2 separate regions of the Homo sapiens genome follow, and region 2 is linked to region 1. The links are chromatin contacts, found by Hi-C or POLR2A ChIA-PET in ENCODE. All regions are on one chromosome and are shown on one strand. The core of a region is the stretch at or near the end of the contact, and the rest is flanking DNA. Distances in the headings are between cores, read along the strand shown.

What was found. Hi-C counts contacts between places; a loop is a spot of excess contacts on that map. ChIA-PET counts read pairs that join two places held with the same protein, here RNA polymerase II (POLR2A). Pooled maps may share reads with other maps.
Region 2: a loop to region 1 is called in a map of cardiac septum, with 5 times the contacts of the local background. The contact joins the promoter of DBH-AS1 here to the enhancer-like site in region 1. A Hi-C loop is called at or near these places in 2 of 168 maps with a recorded cell type or tissue (cardiac septum and thyroid gland) and 1 of 50 pooled maps. POLR2A ChIA-PET finds 5 or more read pairs at or near these places in 1 of 52 experiments (H1).

The regions. Positions count from the first base shown.
Region 1 is chr9:133,563,854-133,569,101 of GRCh38, forward strand. ADAMTSL2 (ADAMTS like 2) reads left to right here. Exons shown (of 19, transcript NM_014694.4): 13 at 3,083-3,209; 14 at 4,420-4,633; 15 at 4,750-4,905. Among named protein-coding and RNA genes, the nearest start is that of ADAMTSL2, 32 kb to the left of the region's middle. Within about 2 kb of position 1,823, at least 9 of the 41 ENCODE cell types and tissues checked have a DNase peak (open chromatin) inside an H3K27ac peak, as active enhancers do.
Region 2 is chr9:133,654,451-133,660,305 of GRCh38, forward strand. DBH-AS1 (DBH antisense RNA 1) reads right to left here and starts at 2,958. Exons shown (of 2, transcript NR_102735.1): 1 at 2,677-2,958; 2 at 137-2,087. It overlaps DBH (dopamine beta-hydroxylase), which reads left to right. Exons shown (of 12, transcript NM_000787.4): 10 at 2,073-2,200; 11 at 2,620-2,779; 12 at 3,866-4,879. The coding sequence ends at 3,997. It also overlaps a transcript of SARDH not described here. RefSeq lists an enhancer at 33-832.

The DNA.
Region 1 (5,248 bases), core at 573-3,072:
AGAGAGAGAGGGAGAGAGAGAGAGAGAGAGAGGGAGAGAGAGAGAGAAGGGGAGAGAGAGAGAGGGAGAGAGAGAGAGAGAGAGGGAGAGAGAGAGAGAGAGAGGGAGAGAGAGAGGGAGAGAGAGAGAGAGAGGGAGAGAGAGAGAGAAGGGAGAGAGAGAGAGAGAGAGAAAGGGGGAGAGAGACAGAGAGAGAGAAAGGGGGAGAGAGACAGAGAGAAAGGGAGAGAGAGAGAGAGGGAGAGAGAGAGAGAGAGAAAAAGGGGGAGAGAGAGAGAGAGAGAGAGAAAGGGGGAGAGAGACAGAGAGAAAGGGAGAGAGAGAGAGAGGGAGAGAGAGAGAGAGGGAGAGAGAGAGAGGGAGAGGGAGAGAGAGGGAGAGAGAGAGAGAAAGAGGGAGAGAGAGAGGGAGAGAGAGAGAAAGAGGGAGAGAGAGAGGGAGAGAGAGGGAGAGAGAGAGAAAGAGAGAGGGAGAGAGAGAAAGAGAGAGAAAGAGAGAGGGAGAGAGAGAGGGAGAGAGAGGGAGAGAGAGGGAGAGAGAGAGGGAGAGAGAGAGGGAGAGAGAGAGGGAGAGAGAGAGGGAGAGAGAGAGGGAGAGAGAGGGAGAGAGGGAGAGAGAGAGAGGGAGAGAGAGAGGGAGACAGAGAGGGAGAGAGAGAGGGAGAGGGAGAGAGAGAGAGACAGAGAGGGAGAGAGGGAGAGGGAGAGAGAGAGGGAGAGGGAGAGAGAAGGAGAGAGAGAGGGGGAGAGAGAGGGAGAGAGAGAGAGAGAGGGAGAGAGAGAGAGAGGGAGAGAGGGAGAGAGGGAGAGAGAGAGGGAGAGGGAGAGAGAGAGGGAGAGGGAGAGAGAGAGAAGGAGAGAGAGAGAGGGTGAGAGAGAGAGAGAGAAAGGGAGGGCAGGAGGGAGGGAGAGTTCCCTGTCACTGTGGGAGGTGCTGAATGGCACTGGGCAGAAATAACAGAGTCAGGGTCCACCCTTTGCATAGGTTGTGTCCGTGCGGATGTCCCATGGATGGTCATTGGCCCACCCTCCATCCTGTGCCTCGCAAGAACCCAGGCACAGGGCAGTTCTATCAGTGGGGCAGATCAGCCTGCCCTGAGCTTTGGCCGCGGTGGGGAAGCTTGTTTTTAGATTTTTCTTCGAAGACACTCTTTTGGAGCCATAGCAACAGAGGAGCGTGAGTTTGGCCTCGGCTCAGGTCATAGGTGGAAGTTTCTGCTGCCCTTCGGCGCTCCAGGGCACCGTGGTGAGGACAGTGGATCCTGCGGCCCCCAGGCTTCATCCTCCCCTTTCTTTTGTTTCAAGGAGGGGCTCCGTGGCTCAGGGGGTTTGAAAAGCACCGTTTTCGAGATGGGTGTCATGAAGAGGGTGCCCAGAAAAAACGTCCTGGCATTTGATTCTCACAGGCTCTCTGGAAGGTTCCCATTTCGGGAAGGAGCATGCTGAGGCCTGGAGTCTGGTCACGGTCACGTCACCCCAGGGAGGCACTGAGCTGGGACTTGGATTCCAGTCTCTCTTGACCAAGGCCTGCCGCGTTTCCACTCCGTGACGAGGAGCGAATGAATAACCAGGCACTTGGCGATGGTCTGCAAGTCCCCAGCCCCGCACCTCCCTGGGCCCCAGAGCGGGTGTCTCTGAGGCTTGGAACATTCCAAGCAGACCTGGCCGGGAAGCCAGCCTCCCCCTCAGAGAAGGCTAAAGGCTGCACGGCCCAGCTCTGGCGGGAGAGGAACCGTGATTGCAGCCTGGCTCGTCCTTTACGGAAAAAAGAAAAAATCCCCTTGTCGGCTGCTTCCCAGGCTGTTTCGTTCCATCCAGCGCTGGGGCTTGGAGAGGCAGGAGCCGCTGGCCTGCAGACACACGCCGCCGGGCGGCTGGGTTCTCTGGATATGGGGAAACCGATTTCCTTCTGGGGGAACTGGCAGCTGCAGCCAAGACCGTTCCATGATGCCCGTCATCCCGGAAGGCTGGGTCTGTCTCCCGTGGCCACACACACACACACACACACACACACACACACACAGCCACAGCAGAAGCAGCAAACCCTAACCCCACCCCAAGGCCGTTCCCACTGCTGCCGGCTCTCCCAGAATCATCCTGCTCCTGGGCAGGGAGCTGGGCCTGTGTGGCAGTTCGGTACCAGGCAAGGGTGCAGGGGCGAGGACGAAAGAAGCAGAAGGTGGAGATGTGGTCAAGGAAGTGGCACTGCTAGGTGAGGGCTGCCTGTCACCCACTGTCCCCCAGTGGGATTACAGAGTACGGGGCACCAACAAAGACAGGCACACAGTGATGATTAAAGAAAGTTCAGGCCTGGCGCGGTGGCTCACGCATGTAATCCCAGCACTTTGGGAGGCCAAGGCGGGCGGATCACCTGAGGTCAGAAGTTCAAGACCAGCCTGGCCAACATGGTGAAACCCAATTTCCATAAAAATACAAAAATTAGCCGGGTGTGGTGGCACATGCCTGTAATCCCAGCTACTCGGGAGGCTGAGGCAGGAGAATTGCTTGAACCCAGGAGGGGGAGGTTGCAGTGAGCTGAGATTGCACCATTGCACTACAGCCTGGGCCACGGAGTGAGGCTCCATCTCAAAAAAAGAAAGTTCAAGAGGATGCTTGCTAAGGACTGGGGCATGCCACAGAGGGCAGGGCGCGCCCGAACCCCCACCATGACCTCTGAGGAGGCTGACGGGGCTGGAGCCGTCAGATGTCACTCCCGCCTGCCTGTCCACCCAGGGATGGGTGGTTGCTGAACGCCTGGCGATGGGGGACACCTGACTGTGTTTGCCTCTGCACCTCCACGGGGGCCAGCTGGAGCAGACTCAAAGCCCGGACTCCGTGACATGGGAACTGGGAGCCCAGCTGGGTTGGGTGGGGCGGGGTGGGGGTGCAAAGAGAAGAGCTCAGACCCGCACAGCTCAGACCCACAGTGCTGCCCTCATGCCACAGTTGCACAAGCTGTGACTGATCCCCAAGCCAGAAAGCTGAGCTGAGAGGTCAGGTGACTTGCCCCAAGTCCTGAGGCCTGTCTGCTGGGCTCCAAGGTGCCGGCATGGCTCACAGACCCACCCCTGTCCCCAACCCAGGGGTCATGTCTGCGTACGCCATGTGTGTCCGCTATGATGGCGTCGAGGTGGATGACAGCTACTGTGACGCCCTGACCCGTCCCGAGCCTGTCCACGAGTTCTGCGCTGGGAGGGAGTGCCAGCCCAGGTACCTGCCACCAGGGGCCCTGGGCAGGGGGTCGGCAGGGGGCGTGAGGGGCTCTGCCCAAAGGAGCAGTCAGACTTACCCCCTGCCCCGTAGAGGTTCTTCGTGTGCAGGGCCGTGGGGGCTCTTCGAGGAGGGGCATACAGACCTCACCCCTCAGAGACCTTCTGGGTCTTCCCAGGAGTTGCAATTTAATCTGTCACTGTGCCTCGTAGACAGTAGGTGCTCAATTAATGCTTGCCACCGCAGATTTAGAAACCATTCTCAACATTATATTACAGCGGTATCTTTGCCCCACCAGGCCCACTTGGCACATCTAGGATTTTTATAAACTCAAGGGATTATTCCCAAGATTCCATGCCTATTGGCTGTCCCTTGGATGTGGGTGGAGGCCTATTTTCTTGACCTTTGGGCCTCGTCTCCTGCCTTGTGGATGCAGTCAGTCTGAGCTGAGTGCATCCTACACCTAGTGACAAGTGGGGTCCCCAGATGAGCCTGAGGGTGCCGGCCTCCCCCGACAAGGATCACACACTCCTCGGAGGCTGAGCCCTCCTGCTCCCCGCACACGGCCACACTGCCTCTTCTTTTCTGGACTCCTCCATCTGGGGCCTCCCACTTCCTGCACGTTTGCTCCTTTCTGGGAAGGGCAGAATGCCCAAGGTCCCCAGAATGCTGCTAAGGCTGGCCCGGGGGTGGGGTCCAGCAGGCCCTGTCCTTCCCCTCAGAGCCCATCAGCTTTGGACCTCTTATTCCAAGTCTATCTGCCTGGAAGACTTCCGGGTCTCACTCATAACCCCTCCCAGCTCAAGCTAAGGGGAAGGAGAGGTCTTTCCCCAGCACGCTGGCCATGCCCCCTTTCTGGACACAGATCCAGAAATGTGCCTTCTGCTCACTTCCACCCTTGCCAGAATCCTGTGGGCGCACAGCCACCTGTGTGACACAGCAGGGCACGAAGGGGCAGGAAGGCCGAGCCCACGCTCAGGGCACCCGCCAACCACCTTGCTAAGGTGCTCCCTGAAGACCTCCGGGGCCGTCATGGCCCAGCCTGCACCCTTGAGCCTCGACACCCTCCTGTCTGGCTTAGCTTGTTGTGTGCGGTTTTGGACCACATAGGGGAGGAAGGGAGGAGCCGCGTTGTCTCTGGGGGTGTGGGTTGCATGGGGTCCCGGCTGCCATGGGGGGGATCATTGAAGGCCATCCGCTCCCGGGGCAGGTGGGAGACGAGCAGCTGGAGCGAGTGTTCGCGCACCTGCGGAGAGGGCTACCAGTTCCGCGTCGTGCGCTGCTGGAAGATGCTCTCGCCCGGCTTCGACAGCTCCGTGTACAGCGACCTGTGCGAGGCAGCCGAGGCCGTGCGGCCCGAGGAACGCAAGACCTGCCGGAACCCCGCCTGCGGGCCCCAGTGGGAGATGTCGGAGTGGTCCGAGGTGAGTGCCTGCGGGAGCAAGCCGGGGGTCGGGAAGAGCTGGGGAGCTGGGCTTGGGAGATGGAGGTGGCTACACCTGTGTCACACCCCCCCTGCCCCCTCCCCCTGCCGCCCCAGTGCACTGCCAAGTGTGGGGAGCGCAGTGTGGTGACCAGGGACATCCGCTGCTCGGAGGATGAGAAGCTGTGTGACCCCAACACCAGGCCTGTAGGGGAGAAGAACTGCACGGGCCCGCCCTGTGACCGGCAGTGGACCGTCTCCGACTGGGGACCGGTGAGGCCTGCACTGAGGGGTGGCTGGGCGTGCGGCTGGTGAGGGGACCCAGAGCTTTGCCTTGATGTGCCTCAGTTTCCATTTTTTTCCGAGGCAAGGGTGTGAGGTCAAGAATGTCCAACCAGCCTTCTCCCATGTTATTATAGGAATCAAAACTTCTCTCCAAACACGTGGCCAGCATCACCTTCCCTCTATCACCTGTTTATCTCTCTGTATCTCTCTCTGCCTTTGTCTCCCTGTGTGTGTCTGTGTCTCTGTTCCTCTGTTGGTCTGTCTCTGTCTCCCCGTCTCTGTTTGTCTCCGAGTCTCTCTGTCTGTCTCCCCATCTCTGTCTCTCTGTGTC
Region 2 (5,855 bases), core at 1,708-4,207, 92 kb after region 1:
CTGATAGATGGCTGAGCTGGGATTTGACCCAGGGTCTTGTGCCTCACAGCTGTTACCCCACCCTTCCTGTCTCCCTTGGATTTCAGGTGACAAGTGTCCTAGGTTCCTGATCACAAACTCAGGGTGGAGACAGGACAGCTTTGTCAGTCCTTTATTCTCTCTAGAGGAGGTGCTCAGTATATCACAGCAGTGGCTGATGTCGGGTGCTTGCCACAGCTCAGCACTGCTCTAATAACTCATCCTAACCACACCAAGCCTTGCTGAGACCTCTGAGCAATCCCACCAGGAGATACAGTGAGGTCCAGCCACTCAGGCCACACAGCGAACAGGAGGCAGGGCTGGTATGGGTGCAGGTGCCAACCCCGACTGTGCCGCCTCTCGGCTAAGCACCTGTGCAGTGACTGAGTGGGCTCGCAAACAGAGGGCTCTGCAGGTGGAGCACCCCAGGCAAGTCCCCACCATCAGCCCCATTCTGCAGGCGCGGCCCCGGGGCCAGGGATGGGAGGGTCTTGCCGGGCATCCAGCGAGGAGACTGCATATTCCCTGCCCAATCTGGCTTCACGGCGGCGGAACTGACGCCACGTCCCAGGGCGTTCGGGGCTGCCAGGCCTGGTGAGCACCGCGGACATCTCAGATGGCCGTTCTGCAGGTTGAGGCCCTCGGTGCCAGCGTCCCCGTGGGCAGTTCTGTGGCTTCCCTGGCCCATGTCGTCCTCTTGGCAGTGGCCACATCACAGCACCAGGTGGGATCAAAGGGGAGGGCAGCTCCCCAGGTGGACCTGAGCTTCTCACACTCTGACAAGCCCTCGCCTGCTGATCCAAGACACAGTGGCCTTTGAAATTCGATTTCCTTCCCCAGGTGAAAGAGGAGAACAGATTCTACACAGGGTCGGACTCAGTTCCCTTTTGATGTCTGTGGTGGCAGAGGGTGGGGAGGGACAGGAACTCACACAGGAGGGCAATCGTCCCGATCTGACGGGGGCGGGATGGATGAGAAAAGCTGGGAAAGGAGGAATCCGGCCCAGAGAACAATGCTGGCAAAAACGCGTCCTGGCCAACAGGTGCCAGGTTTCGTCTCTGGGCAGAACTGTCCCATGCTCTTTGTCTGCACGGGAGGAGGGGGCGGCAGCTGGTGTAAGTGCCACGCCAAGCTTTGCCCAGTCCCTTTGTTCTGCCATAGAGTAAAGATTGCCTTTCTTCCCCACCAGCCAGATGAAATCCCCAGGCCCACAGCAGCTTCACAAACAGCGGGGAGCCTGGAGGGGCAAGGGTGGCCAGGGCGTCATGTCCCGGCCCCTGACCTGCTGGGATCTGAGCTGCTGCCGGGGGAGCTTTGCTCTCTCCAGCCCCAGCTCCTCCAAGCTGCTGCTGTTCTTCCTCCTATGGCTGAGGCTCCACGGTCACCAGCTCCAAGAGCAGCAACCCAGCGAGGGGCTTAAAGCTGGCAGTGGGGACTCAGAGGGTGCCTGCCCTGCCCCTCCCATGCGATGGCAGGCCGTAGGGTTGCCGTGAGAGGCTGGAGGTTGTCGCGGCCTCTAGTCACGGTCCTGTCTTATAGAGTCCCTGCTCCCCTCAGAGCCACGTTGGAGAAATGACTGGTGGACGGTGCGGGGCTGCAGTGGAAAGGGCCTCCCTTGCAGTCCTTGGCTCCAGGCTCTCGCTGGAGGTCATGGGGACAGCTTCCAGACAATGGCCGGGACGCTGGGTGCACTCAGGCTGTGCCACCGATGCTGTGGCCACCACGGGGCATCCCCTTGCCTGCTCTGAGACTCAGTTTCTGTACCCATAAAATGGGCACAATAACACCCCATCCGCTTGTCCCGTTTCATTTTTCCTCACAGCATCATCAGTACCTGATACGAATTTCCTGGTTGACTCACTCACTCACTGCCTGTCTCTCCTGCCAATGGTGGCAATTCCTTGAGGGCAGGGACTCGGTTCCCCAGAGCATGCCTGGCACGGTGCAGTGAACAGACGAGTGGACGCAGTGTACACGTGGGTGCGGCGAAAGCTGCTGGATGGCAGCGTCTGCGTGGCATGGCCCGGGGCTGACGGGTCTCCTCCAACTTGCAGGGGGGCTTCGGGATCCTGGAGGAGATGTGTGTCAACTACGTGCACTACTACCCCCAGACGCAGCTGGAGCTCTGCAAGAGCGCTGTGGACGCCGGCTTCCTGCAGAAGTACTTCCACCTCATCAACAGGTGAGGGCTCCCTGCACAAGCTCCCTGCCCCCAGGGAACCCCGACACAGAACCTCGGGCCTGTTAGGCGGCTGGGCAGATTGGAGGAGTCCAGGCTAAGTTCTAGGAGCAGAGACCTGTGGCGGCATCACTCACCCCTCCCCTCACTCGTTTCCTGCTGAGTCTGGATTTGGCTTCAGAGCCTCCTCAACCCAGCCTGCAGCAGCCATTACCCACCCGCCAAGGTGACAGGAGAGGTGAGGCCGTTGCCGGTGAAGGCAGCATCTGGGGTGGCCTGGCGGAGGCAGCGGGGCTGGGGAGGAGGTGGCAGGACGGTTGCCCCAGGGACAGGACTCGAGTTGCAGGGAGGTGTTGCTGGTGCCCACTGGGCTCCCTGCCCGTCAGCTGCTCCCCAGCCTGGCTGTTCCTTGTCCCCACCAGGTTCAACAACGAGGATGTCTGCACCTGCCCTCAGGCGTCCGTGTCTCAGCAGTTCACCTCTGTTCCCTGGAACTCCTTCAACCGCGACGTACTGAAGGCCCTGTACAGCTTCGCGCCCATCTCCATGCACTGCAACAAGTCCTCAGCCGTCCGCTTCCAGGTGCGCTGCCATGGGCCCGGGTGGGGCATGCAGTCAGGCAGGCCTCATGGGGGGCCCCAGTGAGGGGTGATGGGTCTGCACTCCAAACTGCTGGCAAAAGCACTCGCACAAGACAATGAGAGCAAGTGCCAGGTGGTGACACATAGGCCTAGACAGCCAGCCAGCCAGCAGAGAGAGAGGAGAGAGGAGAGAGAGGAGAGAGAGGAGAGAGAGGAGAGAGAGGAGAGAGGGAGAGGGAGAGAGGGAGAGGGAGAGAGGAGAGAGAGAGGAGAGAGAGAGAGAGAGAGAGGGAGAGAGAGAGAACCAATAACGAGGCAAGGAAGGGAGGGCAGGCACCCTCTCTGGTGACACCTCCACACTGTACCGAATGCCAAATGCAGGTGGTGTGAGCAGGGCGCACTAACCTGCCTAAAAATAAAGCACCAGGGGAGGGGAAGGTAAGAAACGAACCAGTCTGAAGCTGCGAGCTGGTTTTTTCCTCCTTATCTGAGACCCACTGGTATTCGAAGGCATCTAATTTATCCTGGGCCCACTGGGCTGTGGTCAGGAGGCCAGGGCCTATGCAGAGTTAGTCGCGTAAGGTGCCGCAGCCTGGAGATCCAGGAAGATCCTTCCCAGAAGCATTTGGGAGCCAGATTAACTGCTAAGTCAAACATCCTCAGCACCAAGGGAAGGAAGGGCTAATACTGGCTTGCTGAGAATAGTGTGGGGTGGACGTCTGATGGGGTTGAAAACTTGGCATTTGGTGTAGCCTTGAGGGGAAGAGATAGCTAAAAAATATCAGAGCCTGCAGCCAGGGGCTCTGGTTGCTACACTAGGGTGAATGATTAAATTGGGTGGGGACAGAGGCGGGGAGAGGCCTGGATGACTCCCAGGTTCCTGACTAGGTGAATGGGAAGCCAGGGGAGGGGGCATTTACTGAGGTGAGGACCCCCAAAAAGCAACTTGGGGGAGCAGAGTGAGTTCAGTTTGAGACAAGCTGAGTTTGAGGGCAAGAATCCAAGAGGTGGCTGGGAAGTGGCTGGGGAAGCAGCCACCCATCTTGCCCCTCCAGCCTCAGTTTACCTCCTGCCCCCTTCCTTGCAGGGTGAATGGAACCTGCAGCCCCTGCCCAAGGTCATCTCCACACTGGAAGAGCCCACCCCACAGTGCCCCACCAGCCAGGGCCGAAGCCCTGCTGGCCCCACCGTTGTCAGCATTGGTGGGGGCAAAGGCTGAGGGGGGACCTACTCCTCCCCCTCCTCCATGCTGTCCCTGTGGGCTCACACCGGCACTGTGCACTCTACTCTGCGACGATCCCCATGGAACAGCCCTGCACGCCCAGGATGAAGGGGCCAGACCACGCCCCTGCCTGAGACCACGGTCCAATCCAGCCTTCTTCCCCCAGGGTCCCCTGCATGGCTGAGAGGGTGTGGGTGCCCTGTTGACCTACCCTGGACCGAGTGGACCACGACCTCGTCCATTTAAACCCGGCTGACTCAGTGCAGGGACAGCCTGCACAGTGGTCCAGGGTCCAGCCCTCCGCCAGCCCTGTTCCGCCTCACTGGGTGTGGCCTGGCTTCTGGGACAGGCACCATGCTGGGCCGGGGTGTGGAATCACCGGGAACGCCCCCGCCCCCGCCCCGCTGCTCCCGGTGTGCAGCGGGTGCGGGTGCCGCTTAAACATTTCCCTGCTGAGTGGCTCGTGTTTCACAGTGGGCGGCTTCCCTGCGACGGAGGCAGGACCAGGCATTTAGCTAGTTAGAGACTCGCCTGGGAAATTGCTCCATTCCTGAGTAAACAGATATTTTCGCCCACCTAAAGGGAAGCCCTGACAACAACTATCACCAAAAGACGAGGCGGCAAAGATCCAGCGGGGCTTCTGGGCGCCGGTTCCACGTGGGGTGGAATTATTAGCACCAGCTTGCTTCTCTGCCGGTGGGGCCAGCGCTGAACAGACCGGGGTGGAGTCAGGGCTGTGCTTTCCGCGTGGTTCTGCCACTTAGGGAGTGTGCCTTGGGCGGGCCATTTCACATTCCTGACCCTCACTTTTCTCATCTGTAAAACCAGGCTGATGCCGTGCGGGCTAATGAGCCAATAAAGCTCACACTTGGGCTGGCACCCACTGGAGGTGGGTATGTTTGCACTCCGGGCCGTCGCTCCAGGAGAGAGAAGCTTGCTCCTGAGCCTCCTCCCTGTGCCAGGCGTGGTACCAAGTGCTTCCCCCTGAGCGTCCTGAAGCTGCCTCAGCTGGCCTGGGTGGGTCTCCCCTTCCTGCCCTCTGAGCTGCCTCTCAGGGACAAGTTCAGCTCTTTGATGGTTTCTGGAGACAGTAACAGATGCACTTGTGTTCAGCCACTTCAGCAAAACGCTGCCCAGCCTCATGGGGAGAGAGGGAGATGGATGGGCCTCGGAGTCCCCTCGCATCAGCTAAGCGGCTGCTGCTTCTGCAAGGCACTTCACTTCATCACAGAAGGGAAGTCACGAGCCCAGGAGCTCTGCCTCACGTTGTATAAATCACAGCTTCTTGTGGTCCATAAGTCACGGCGCTAGCGCTGTGAAATGCCAGGCCCCAGCCTGGAGAGCCACTCCGGCCCTCTGTCATCTTTACAGCCTAGGTGACAGTAGACACGGAGCAGGCCCAAGAAGCCTCTTCCCGCGATCACACCCAATTGCCAGCCCAGAGAAGGGTCCCAGGGTCCTGCCCAAACACCTGGGGGGCACTTGTAGCCTGCCGATCTCGGGCAGGGAAACTGAGACTCCCAGATAAGTACCTCACCTGGGGCCCAAGAGCGGCAGTGATTGGGAATCCTAGCCAGCTCTGGAACCTGCCACAGCGACAACCCCACCCCCACCTCACCCCCCACTCACACTCTTGCTCTCAGGCTGGTTATCCTCTTCCTCTTGCAGAGACAGCAGCCGTGTCCCCCCTACCCCGCTCCAGCAGTACCCGCACCTCCTACACCCAGATAAGCGTAACCCCGTGGTTGCTGAGAGTTGCCACTTGCCCCACACTGAGGCTATGCACAGCCGTGGCAATCTCGTGAAGCCATGTAGTTTCTGTTTCCATTGATGGAGGAGGAAACTGAGGCTCAGA